Regions from separate parts of the Homo sapiens genome. Here region 2 is linked to region 1. The links are chromatin contacts, found by Hi-C in ENCODE. All regions are on one chromosome and are shown on one strand. Each heading gives the region's core, a stretch centred on a gene start or an enhancer-like site at or near the end of the contact. The rest is flanking DNA. Distances are from core to core; before and after follow the strand shown. Region 1 overlaps LINC00973 (long intergenic non-protein coding RNA 973). Region 2 has its middle 7.8 kb from the start of GPR15.

Region 1 (6,453 bases), core at 3,336-5,835:
CCACCAGTGTACCAAATGGTTTTTTGTTGTTGTTTTGATTTGGCTCACTTTTTTTTTTTTGCAATTTAAAGGAATTTTCAGTCTTTACAAAGTAATTTTCTCAAACATTTTAAATAGAGTTCTTATGTATGGTTATTTTTAAAGAACTAAGCGTTGCTGTTCTTAATTTCATATAATTCAAGGCAGATAGGTCAGATCACTTCTCTTGCCTCCTCAATCACTCTCAGCTCTTCTATATCTTGTTTTCTGCCAGACAGGTTGACTCATGTGGACCACATCATAAGTTCCCACACCCTTTTCATTCCTACTGAGTTTGCCCAGTTTGCCAATGGGGAGCCCTGGCAGTAGATTGGAGGGAAGGGGAATGAGGCCCCGGCACCCTTGCTGCAAGGTCTCTTCCTGCTGGCTGTGTCTCTCCAACAGAATATTGACTCCCGTAAGGCAGTAGGCATGACTCTGTGGATCCTGTACTATGTCTGCCCCTCTTAATAGCTTAGGTATTAGGCTATTACTAATCCTTGGATGTATGGTTCCCATAATCCACATCTTTGCAAATAGTCTCTTTGTAAATAAACCCTCATGAAATTATTCTATTTTGAACTACACCATCTGTTTTCTCTTGGGATGGTAAGTAATTCAGTGGATGTCTCCGTTTGGATCTGCTCTCCATGTTCCTACTTTCTCTTTTATTGTTGCTGTTGTTGTTGGCACTTTATGGGTATATGATGCCTGCTATGCATGCCCTTTCTGTGTATTTTTTCTATTTAGCATGATGTGTCTTTTTGTTCTCTGCCTTTATGTTCTCCGCCAAATGAGTGCTGTAATTTTCACATCTGTAATGTGTTTCTTTTGTCCTTTTATTTTAAAATAATAAAAAACCTACAAAGAATTAGCAAAGCTAGATTTAAGAGCTTTTTGATTCTGAACAATTTGAGCTAAGTTGTTGGTAAGAAGCCCCATAACTTCAAATACCTTAGTGAATATTTTATACAAGTAAGTAGTTTTCTGTATAACCACAGTAACATTATCAAATCAGGAAATTAAGAAGGATTCACTATTATTACCTAAATCACAAGTATCATTCAACTTTTTGCCAATTATCCCAATAATTTCCTTAAAAATAATTTAGTCCAAGATCACATGTTACAGTCAGCTGTTGTGTTTCTATTGTCTCCTTTATCAGGAACAGTTCCTCAGTCTCTTTTCACTTTCATGACCTGGACTTTTTATCACATTAGTCACCAAATCTGATTTATCTAATGTTTCCTTATTATTAGATTCAAGTTGTGCTTCTCCTAGGGCTGGAATATTACAGTAATGATTTTGTGTTCTTCTCATTGCATCCAATTAGATGGCACATGCTTTCAATTTGTCCCATTACTGATGATGTTAACTTTAATAATTTGTTTAGGTGGTGTCTGCCAGATTTCTCCACTGTACAGTCACTCCTTTCTTCCTTATATTTAATAAGCATTTTGTGAATAGTTGAGCCTATGTAACATTTCATTTCTCATCACACTTACATTTGGTAATTTTAGTATCTGTTGACATTTTTTGGCTGAATTAATTATTACTATGATGGTTGCCCGCTAGTTATCTTCTAATTTTACCATTTCTTCTGCATTTATTAGTTGGCATTCTACTGCAATAATTTATTCCTTCCAATTTACTTTTTTACTTATTTATTCATATCAGTATGGAGGTATAAATTCCTGTTTTATTCAGTAGGTTATTATTCATTCTGAGGCTTGGATTGTCCCAGATTCACCAGTGGGAGCTATTCCAAACTGGCTTTCATAATTGTTTGACCATTTCCTTGATATATTAAATAAAACATTCAGACTCATCTTTAATTTTTCCTGCTCTCACCCTGAAGTTAGCCATTTCTCTGAGGAGCACTGGTTCCTTTTAGTGAAGAATTGTTTTTAGAAATCAAGATCTGGCACCAGTATGCTCTCTGGTTTTGAAGTGTTATTGTATCCAGAGTCTGTCAATGGATAGAGCTAGGTAATATATGTAGGCAAGTGTTTTTTATACATACATACATTCACCAGTACATTAACTATCTATTTTTTCTTGAGGTACAAAATTTTTTTTTTGAGGTACAAAAAGAACTACCTCAAAATTTAGTGCTTAAAACAATGGACATTAATTACTTCGCAGTTTTATCCAGAATTCAGAGGGCATGGTTCTGGCTCCATGACTCTCGTAAAATTTCAGTCAAGATGTGGCCTAAGGCTTGTCTGAGGCTGGGGGATCCACGTTCAAGGTGGCTCACTCACATGTCCGAAGAGTTAGGGCTGGTTATTGGCTAGAGGCCTCATTTCCTCATGTCATTGACCTCTCCATAGAGCTGCTTGAGTATCTCATAAAATGGTGTCTGGTTTCCCCCAGAAGGATAGCCAGGAAGAAGCCAGAATGTCTTTTATGGCCTGGTCTCAAAGTCTCACTTTGTAATTTTCACAGTATACTATTGCTTACACAGGTTGACACTGTTTAGTATGGGAGGTGTCTACACAGAAGTCTGAATACCTTCCGAGGCAAGAAAAACTGGGGACCATTTTAGAGACAGGCTACCACAATATTTATATTTATTTCTTTATCTCTATTTTGATATCATTCTATCTATGCACTTATCTATCAATTGATAAAAACTATGAGTTCATATCAATACCTTGAAATCCAATCCAACACCACAGGATTCATTCCAGTTTTTGCTTTTTTCATGAGAATGAGAAAGCTGGTTCCCATTATGCTCATATACAAGTTGAGTATCTCTTATTCAAAATGCCTGGGACCAGAAGTGTTTCAGATTTCAGATTTTTTTGGATTGTGAAATATTTGCATTATACTTACTAGGTGAGCATCTGAAGTCTGAAAATTCAAAATCTGAAATCCTCTAATGAGCATTTCTTTTGAGCATCATGTTGACACTAAAAACTTCAGAATTTTGGAGCATTTTAGATTTCTTACTTTTGGATTTGGGGTGCTCAACCTGTATTCTTACTTATTTATTTATTTTTTTGAGAAGGAGTCTCGCTCTGTCGCCCAGGCTGGAGTGCAGTGGCACGATCTCGGCTCACTGCAAGCTCCGCCTCCTGGGTTCACACCATTCTCCTGCCTCAGCCTCCCGAGTAGCTGGGACTGCAGGCGCCCGCCACCATGCCCGGCTGATTTTTTGTATTTTTAGTAGAGACGGCGATTCACCGTGTTAGCCAGGATGGTTTCGATCTCCTGACCTCGTGATCCGCCCACCTCAACCTCTCAAAGTGCTGGGATTACAGGCGTGAGCCACCGCACCCGGCCTCAACCTGTGTTCTTAATCTCCTGGTCCTATGCTCAGCTACTGCTACCCCTTCATGGGGACTCTTACCCAGTGGTAGGCCACTGTAGTCTCACTTCTCTCCTACCCCATATGGACTAGTAGCTCACTAAGACCCCACCTAATGGTTTTTGAATTGAGTTATTCAGGAAGGAAGCTAAGTAGGTATGACTGTTTTTTGTTTCGAATTATGGCAATGGGAAGGTTTTATTATACTTAGATTTGGACTAGAGAAACCTCTACCTTTAGTCTAAACTGAAAAATGCTCCTCACATCTATCCAGAGGTCTGAGAACTCTGTCACATTTTCTGTGTAGATGGGTCAGGCACTTACTCCCTTTGTGAACAGTTGCTTATTTAACCTGTCAAGGATATTTTACGTAGGCTACATCTACATCTTCTCACTGCCATTTCCTCCTTTCCCTTCCCTTCATTTTCCTCTCATTTCTTTCCTCTTCACTTCCTACAGCATTCATACACTCCCATTTTTTTAGCTGCCTTTGCATAAAACTTATTACTGAGACTTATTAGCACACTCAAAGACATTGCTTGTTTTCACAGTAGCACCCAAGTTATTAATTGTATGGTGATAAAAAATCAAATCTCCGCCAGGCATGGTGGCTCAGGCCTGTAATCCCAGCACTTTGGGAGGCTAAGGCGGGCAGATCATGAGGTCAGGAGTTCGAGACCAGTCTGGCCAATATGGTGAAACCCTGTCTCTACTAAAAATACAAAAATTAGCCAGGTGTGGTGGTGTGCATCTGTAGTCCCAGCTACTGGGGAGGCTGAGGCAGAAGAATAGCTTGAACCTGGGTGGGACAGAGGTTGCAGTGAGCCGAGATCACGCCAGTGCACTCTAGCCTGGGTGACAGAGTGAGACTCCGTCTCAAAAATAAATAAATAAATAAATAATAATAAAAAATAAATAAAAATCAAATCTCCATTGATGCTTCATTTTAAAAAAGAATACATTAGAATGACCTTTCACATTTTAGCCCTTTATTGCAAATAAAAGTGCTTTGAGAACATGGCAATAGAATTTTTGAAAATGTCACCATTATTTTTAAGTCTCTGTTGAAGAACTTACTAGTGATCTAAGGACTTCGATTTCAGAATAAGAAATTTGAAGAAGTGAGGCAAGATTTCCAACACTAAAAATGATTATCCTAACAATATACCTTCTCTAAATTACATGCCAATGAATCATACAGACTATTATTCTTACTTTGATCCTTTCATCTCCCCAGGAAGTTAGGGTGATTTACTAGATGACACATTTCCTAATGGTTATGAGACAGAGGTTCTTGACATATCAGAGAAGCATAATCATTGATGAGCATGATGTTTAGTCATAATGTCCTCTAACATAAAGAAAGATAATGGGCCTTTTTTTCCAAGATGTGAACTTGGAGATTGGGCTTGGTTGAATCACCCACATAATTGAATGAGGTTTGGGGACTTTGTATATGAGGTTTTTTCCTCTATTCATAGAAATATCAGTTTGTTATACCCTGTCTGTGGAATGATGTATGGCAGGGGTTACAACACACACATGTCAGAGTCAGCGGACTGACACCTCTGAGCTAAAAAATTCTTACATCTCACTTGAGAATAAGATGTAGAGGAAGTCAGTAGAAGGACAGCCCACAGAGTGGGCTCAGCCTACTGAGCATGGGGGAATTCACGTTCAGTAGGTAGCCAGGGAAATAAGGGCAAATTAATACTAAGTACATCTCATGGTCCCTGAGGTTAACGTTACACAAAGCTAATATGTAATGTCAGTTTTGTGCTGTGAAGAATTCACCATGGCTTATAAAATGGCCTACATTTTTTGAGTAAGGCAAATGCCAAATTTTATCTAAAGTAATTCTTTAGAAAAATCATTTCAGCAAATTAGGAAAAGGATGAAGTAAGCAACCATAAAAGATAAACACTTTAAAATGTGATGAGTGGCACTTTATAGGAGCACAGAAAAATTCCGATAACATAGCATGACAAAATTAACCACAGAATAGAATATCGGGAGTTTCCAGATATCACTTTTATTTGGGCTTCTGATTAAGTATATGTACTAAGATTTTTAAGAAATTAAATTAAAAGTGGCTTTTGATCATGGTTCCTTCTGATTTTAAGAAGATAAAAAGCAGCAGTTCTCCAATATGAATTTTGACATAAATTTTCTTCATCTAGTTACCCTAATTTTAGTTTTTCTGGATGCATTATTAAATGTGTTTTGAAGGGCAATGTAAAGAAAACACAAAAGGACCGAATGAGCTATGATCTCACTCTGGGGGAGGGAAGGATTGGAAGGGAATATAAATCCCAGAGGTTCTTTCCCAGGAGTCATCATGGAAATATTAAACACACACACACACACACACACACACAGAGAGAGAGAGAGAGGGAGGTTGGTTTCACTGCACTTTCAACAAGTCCGTCATTCTCTGTTTCCTTGAGTATGTGTTCATTATCTCACTTTTCTTTATAAGAGAACTAAAAGGAACAAAGTTAATGTAATTTCCAAATAAGATCTGCAAATGGTTAACAAAACAAAAATTTTAAAAATACATATTAAAACTGCTCTGTTTATGAAAAGAATCTTTTCTTAACAGGAAAGAAAACTATAATACATAGTTTAGCAGAAGGAAAATTCCATAGGAACAAAATTATTAGCGTTTTTTAACCTTGGAATGACAGTTTGTCATTATCTTTCAAAGTATGAAAACGAAGTTTTCTATTTCCCAGTAAAATTTTTTTTTGTGGCACAAAAATATTATTCGTCATTATAGCAAAGATTTATTGTCTTGTCTCTAGCCTTTGTTACTCCATCTTCTCATAACAGCACCTTCATTTTCCTTAAGATATAATCTTTCACAGTTTATGTGGTATGGCTGGGGTGGACTCTCCTTCCCCCTTGTCTGTGTGACCCGAGCTTGACCAATCAACACATCCAGTTCACTGGTCACAGTGATTGGTTCAGGGATTATCATGTGACCCAATTTAGGCCAATGAGAATTCTTCTGAAACTTAGTTGTACATGTGGGTAATAAGTTTTTCACTGCCATTTTTAGCTGTAGGATGATGAAGGAGGCCTGCAGGTACTGGGAACCACCACGCAGGCAGAACCAGGCT
Region 2 (5,986 bases), core at 658-3,157, 430 kb before region 1:
ACTCTCTATTCTACCTAGCGATCTCAGAAGAGAGAAATGACTTGTCATATGTGCATGCCACAAAGAACCTGTTTTCCTGCAGAGCTCATTCATAAAAGCTGAGCAAAACTAAAAGAATTACAAATTTGCTTCTAAAACCAGACCATTGGTGTAACCTGCCAGCAAGATAATGGCTCCAGCCCCATTAGAGAAAGAGGTGCCATAGGAGAAAAAGCAAGAGGGTAATTTTAACTACCAAAATATTTGCGAACAGTTACTGACTACTGCGAGTTCCTTTTGTCTTTCACGGAGTTTGATGTTGATTGGATTTTCCCCTGCAAATGCCGGTTATTATTTAAAGCTTTTTTTTTTGAGCCAATATTCTTTGTTTTTATCAATTTTAGAAGTAAACGATTACGACTAGACTTTACGTATAAGTGTACAGGGAAAAACAACTGTGCCACTGACTTGATTTTATATTGCAAATGTAAAAATCCACCCTAGGGCGAGTTACACTCATTGGTTCTTGCTATCTTTGTCATTTCCTTAATAGAGCTATATTTCCTAAACATATATGACAAGTGCAAATTGCATCCTAAGATAAACCTACAGCATTAAAAACAAAATCCAAAACAAAAAAAACCCTACTTTAAATATCCAAAGTATCAAACTATTCATAAAGGTTCTTATGACAAGGTAAATGGTAGTGAAATGTAAATTTACATAAAATGTTCATTGTTCATCTAAAAGTAGGGGGAAAGTATTCTGCTAGTTGAGCAGACATTATTAAACTAAAAAATTTCTGGTTTATATACATAAGCACCAAATTTCTAAGATCCAAAGGTACTTTCAAATCACAATGAAACTTTCTGAGTTAGCTGCATATGCTTAAGGATCTACGATAAAATATTCACATTATTATTAAAATTATCTGCCAACCTAGTAAAAGATGTTCATCAATTTGATATTATTCGGTGATTTTTCTTATTTGCTAATTAAATATATGTAATAATTAACTAGTTTTCTAACACTTCCATGTTAGAGAGAGTTAAACATCATCTATGAGTATCTCATGTTTGTCAACATTGATAGGAAATTTAGCATTTTTACTTGCTAGGTCCTATCAATTCTTTTTTTTTTTTTTTTTTTTTTTTGAGACGGAGTCTTGCTCTGTCGCCCAGGCTGGAGTGCAGTGGCGCGATCTCGGCTCCCTGCAAGCTCCGCCTCCCAGGTTCACGCCATTCTCCTGCCTCAGCCTCCCGAGCAGCTGGGGCTACAGGAGCCCGCCACCACGCCCGGCTAATTTTTTTTCGTATTTTTAGTAGAGACGGGGTTTCACCGTGTTAGCCAGGATGATCTCAATCTCCTGACCTTGTGATCCGCCCGCCTCGGCCTCCCAAAGTGCTGGGATTACAGGCTTGAGCCACCGCGCCCGGCCCTATCAATTCTGATTTAAAATATTTTATTTCTGTGTTTCTATTAGCTCAAAATAAAACAAAAAAGTGCTCCTGCCTAGCATATTTGTGACCTGTATACTATAAATGCACTCTTTTGTTTGCTCTTAATTATATACAAAACAGGAGATATAAACTACTATTGTGATGTTTATTCAGAAATTAAAATTTTATGCATCAAAAATTACATATGACTGGAGACTTTATTTTTAATTTAAAAAAATCTGTGGCAAAGTCTTCAGCAAGCAATACTGCTCTTTTCCTTACAGAGTATATATAGACCCTTTGTATTTCATAACCATCCATTGTAAAACCTTCACAAATCCCTAAATTTGCCAACTCCAATATAGCATATAATCTACTTCATACAAATTGAATAAAATGTAATGTTTTCAGAGCTATTGCAAAATGTATAAAAAGAAAAGTTGAAAGGAGATATCTATCCTAAGTGTTTGGCCTGACTCACTAGTTAAGTGACTCATTCCGCATCACCTCATAGGTCAGTGGTTTAAATGTCTGCTTTTTATGTCATACAACTGTGGAGTTTCAGTCAAAATCTCAAACATCAAACTGTGAATGCAAAATGTCTATCGTACACAATACACTATGACAACCATAAAAATTGTTAAATCTTTTTATTGTAACTGGTGGATTCTAAAACAGGCATATTGCAGTTACACATTCACAAAATATCTTTTTTCTCTTTTTTTTTTTTTTTTTTTTTTTTTGAGATGGAGTCTCACTCATTCTGTCATCCAGGTTGGAGTGCAGAGGCACGATCTTGACTCACTGCAACCTCCGCCTCCAGGATTCAAGTGATTCTCCTGCCTCAGCCTCCCGAGTAGCTGGATTACAGGCATGCGCCACTATGCTAGGCTCCTTTTTTTTTTTTTTTTTTTTTGGTATTTTTAGCAGATATGGAGTTTCACCATTTTGGCCAGGCTGGTCTCAAACTCCTGACCTCAAGTGATCCGCCCACCTTGGCCTCCCAAAGTTCTGGGATTACAGGCATGAGCCACTGCACCCAGCCTCTTTCTTTCTCTTATACACATACACAAACACACAAACATACTGTATACAGTTGCAGCTGAAAAGCATCTGTTGAATGTTGCTGTTAATATTCAGACTGAAGTACTTGAGATGAATTTAACTATTTTATCCACTAACAAAATACAGAATACAAGAAAGGAGAAAATAAAGCAAAGAAAAAGCATAGTAAATAAAGAACACAAAATAAAATGGCATATGTATGCATAAATATATCAGCAATTACAAAAAGCATATAAATGGATTGAAATTTCTACTAAAGAGTTGAACATGGCTGGACATAGTGGCTCAGGCCTGTAATCCCAGTACTTTGGGAGGCCGAGATGGGAGGATCACTCGAGGCTAAGAGTTTGAGACCAGCCTGGTCAACATAGTGAGACCCCATCTCTACGTAAAAAAAAAAAAAAAAAAAGTTGAGGCGGGGCGTGATGGCTCACGCCTATAATCCCAGCATTTTGGGAGGCCAAGGCAGGTGGATCACCTGAGGCCACGAGTTCCAGATCAGCCTGACCAACAAGGAGAAACCCCCTGTCTCTACTAAAAATACAAAATTAGCTGGGCATGGTGCCAAATGCCTGTAATCCCAGCTACTCGGGAGGCTGAGGCAGGAGAATTGCTTGAAGCCGGGAGGTGGAGGTTGCAGTGAGCTGAGATCACACCATCGCACTCCAGCCTGGGCAACAAGAGCGAAATTCCATCTCAAAAAAAAAAAAAAGGTTGAACAAATATATATATATATATATTTGTATTTGTTCACAATAAATATATATAGTGATATATGTATATCACTTTATTCGACTCTATAGGAGTTAAAAAGGTAGAAGCAGAACTTGTTTTTCATGGAGTTTAGAATCCACATAGTTGTTTATTTTTTTTAATCAAAGAATGAAATAGTGACACCCAAGAAGAGCCCGGTATATGCAATGAAAATTACAAGTCAAATAACTTTCCTTGGTCTTTTCCAATGTTTAGGAGAAGCCCATACTTAGTCCATATACAAGTCACTTATGTAATTGTCATTTTGATATGGTTATTTCCTAAACATTGTTACATTTCCTTAAAGTGTTCACATTAGCATCCTCAAATGAAAATGCTATCATTGTCTTTATAGATGTTAAGACTCTCGAGTCTTAAAAATCTTTAAGACTTTAAACGTATAGACTCATTATTTTAAACACAAGAACACATCTTGAACAGTATTAGGTTTAAATTTATTTCCAAATGACAAACTAAAAAAAAGTATGCAAAGCAAAGTAGATAACTTTACATGAACCTTGCCCAGCACAGTGATTTAATGAGATGCCCTTTCATTTGGCCTTGAGTTAGAGCAAAAGCAAAACTGACAACTCAGGTGGAGAAGTGGTAAATGAGAAACGAAACTTGGCCTGTGGTTTCATGTTTAAAGCAAAAATACAGATTCAGAGCACTTGAAGATAGATGAGAATGGCTACCTTATTTCTAATAAAAAAGATGTTTATGCAATTCAGACCTGACTTGTGTATGTTAATAGAAATAGCTTAAAAATCGGAAAATCAGTAAAGAATTGAGTAAAAGTCAATTCAGAACTGTATAACTTAGTCCTCAGGATTTCAAATCAATGTGTCTTTCCTATAATAATTCAAACATAGAAAAGAATACTGCCAAAAAGTTTGTAAATTTATATTTAGCATGATACATAATATTAAAAAAAACAAAATATGGTTTTACCTATTAAACTGACAAAGAGTGAAACATTAAATACTAAGGTTGACCAGGATTGGGTCTGCGGGTGTGAGGGAAGCTTATTGAGTGTAAATTGATTAAGCTTTGTAGAAAAAATTTAGAAACCTATATCAAAAGCAATTCCACTTCCAAGATTTTGCCCTAAAAAATCATTACGGCCAGGTGAAAAGACATATGCACATGTATTTTTATTGCAGCATTGTTCATAAAAGCAGGAAAGTGAAAACAATCCAAATGTCCAAATTGACTGAGTAAATTAAAATTCATGCACTTTCTTACAATGGAATACTATGCAGCCTTTAAAAATACTGTACCATATACTGAAGTGGAAAGACCTTAATAATAAATCCAATGAAATTAAGTGAAAAAAGCAGACTACAAAACTATATCTATAGGATGACCACATTATTTGTGACTATTTTATTCATATATGAATGCAAAAATACTGGAACCCTATACAGCAAAATGTTAACTTTGTGAAGTTACAAGTGATTTTTATATTTATTATTACTTGTATTTTCCAAAAAAAAATGCATTAATTTTGTAGTAATAAAAAAAGCTAAAATTTAGTTTAGGCTTTCAATGAAGTACCCAAGATAAAAATAGTAGCTAAATTTATTATAAAACATCATTTCTGAGTTGTAGGTCCTCTAGTTTTTCAATTACTGTGTTTCTGATCTGTGAGTATAATCCCTACATTGGCCTTGAGACCTCCCCTAGTAATCATCTGTTTCTTTCTAGGATGACCCGCTGTTTCCTTTACAAGTACCCAATTCCTTAAAAGCAACAGTTTTAGAACTGCTATGCATTTAAAATTTGAAAATGGTGATGAACATTTCAGCATGCAGGCAGGACCTTTATTCTCCCATAATGTCTCTTAGCACAGCAACTATTGCATCCTGCATAGTGACTCATCTGGTGCCATGTCTGTCCACCAGGTAGGAAGAGAGCTCCCTCCACCCTGGGGATGGGGGAAGAGAAGAAGCCACATCTTCATTTTTTGTAGCCATATGCTTGGCTTCTTCCATATCAAGCACTCATCATTGTTGAACTAAACTGAACATGCTAGAAAAATCTCACCATTGATTAAAATAAAAATGAAAAACATTTAAAATGTTAAATATTAAATTTTTATATTCATACTTTTGCTTGAATGTCTTTTGTTTATGATATGCTGTAACTATGAGGGACAGGGAGTCTATTACAGTCATCAGGAGCAATCTTGCCACTGTCCTTTAACTTTTTTGATCATTCCAGCTGTACTTGAGTAGAGAAATAACTGATGCAATATCCTTTACTTCAGCCCTTTCTTGGTGTAACATTGATTTTCTATTTAAATGGAAAACTTTTCTGAATTCAGGTCCAATATGCCTAGTATTGGACCAAAAATAGTGATTTCTAATCACTGTGTGATAGTCAGGAGTTCCACCGGCTATTGCCAGGGTATTATAAATCTTTCCACAAACTCCAAACCTATATTCCACATTAGATAATAAGTAACTTATGTGACTATGCACTTTTGAGAGAGACTGAGAGTGGGATTATGAAGTCAAACAATTGATCAGAAGATAACTTCTATAAAGGCTGTTGCTCTGTTTTGGCTCAGCCCCACTGCTCCAGAAGGTACACGCCATAAGCTTTGGCAATGCCCGTGTGGTATTTAGTCTGTAAGCATGAAGAATGCAAGAGCTGTGAGGCATGACTGCCTCCATTTAGGTTTCAAAGTGTAATGCCTGGTGGAGCTGTGGAAGTGTAGTGACCCCCAAGATTACAGAACTATAGGA

The links. Hi-C counts contacts between places; a loop is a spot of excess contacts on that map. Pooled maps may share reads with other maps.
Region 2: a loop to region 1 is called in a pooled map, with 4 times the contacts of the local background. The contact joins two enhancer-like sites. A Hi-C loop is called at or near these places in 4 of 50 pooled maps.

The regions. Positions count from the first base shown.
Region 1 is chr3:98,966,691-98,973,143 of GRCh38, forward strand. The region is part of intron 1 of LINC00973 (long intergenic non-protein coding RNA 973); the gene reads left to right. Among named protein-coding and RNA genes, the nearest start is that of LINC00973, 55 kb to the left of the region's middle. Within about 2 kb of position 4,586, at least 5 of the 41 ENCODE cell types and tissues checked have a DNase peak (open chromatin) inside an H3K27ac peak, as active enhancers do.
Region 2 is chr3:98,536,769-98,542,754 of GRCh38, forward strand. No RefSeq gene overlaps it. Among named protein-coding and RNA genes, the nearest start is that of GPR15, 7.8 kb to the left of the region's middle. Within about 2 kb of position 1,908, at least 5 of the 41 ENCODE cell types and tissues checked have a DNase peak (open chromatin) inside an H3K27ac peak, as active enhancers do.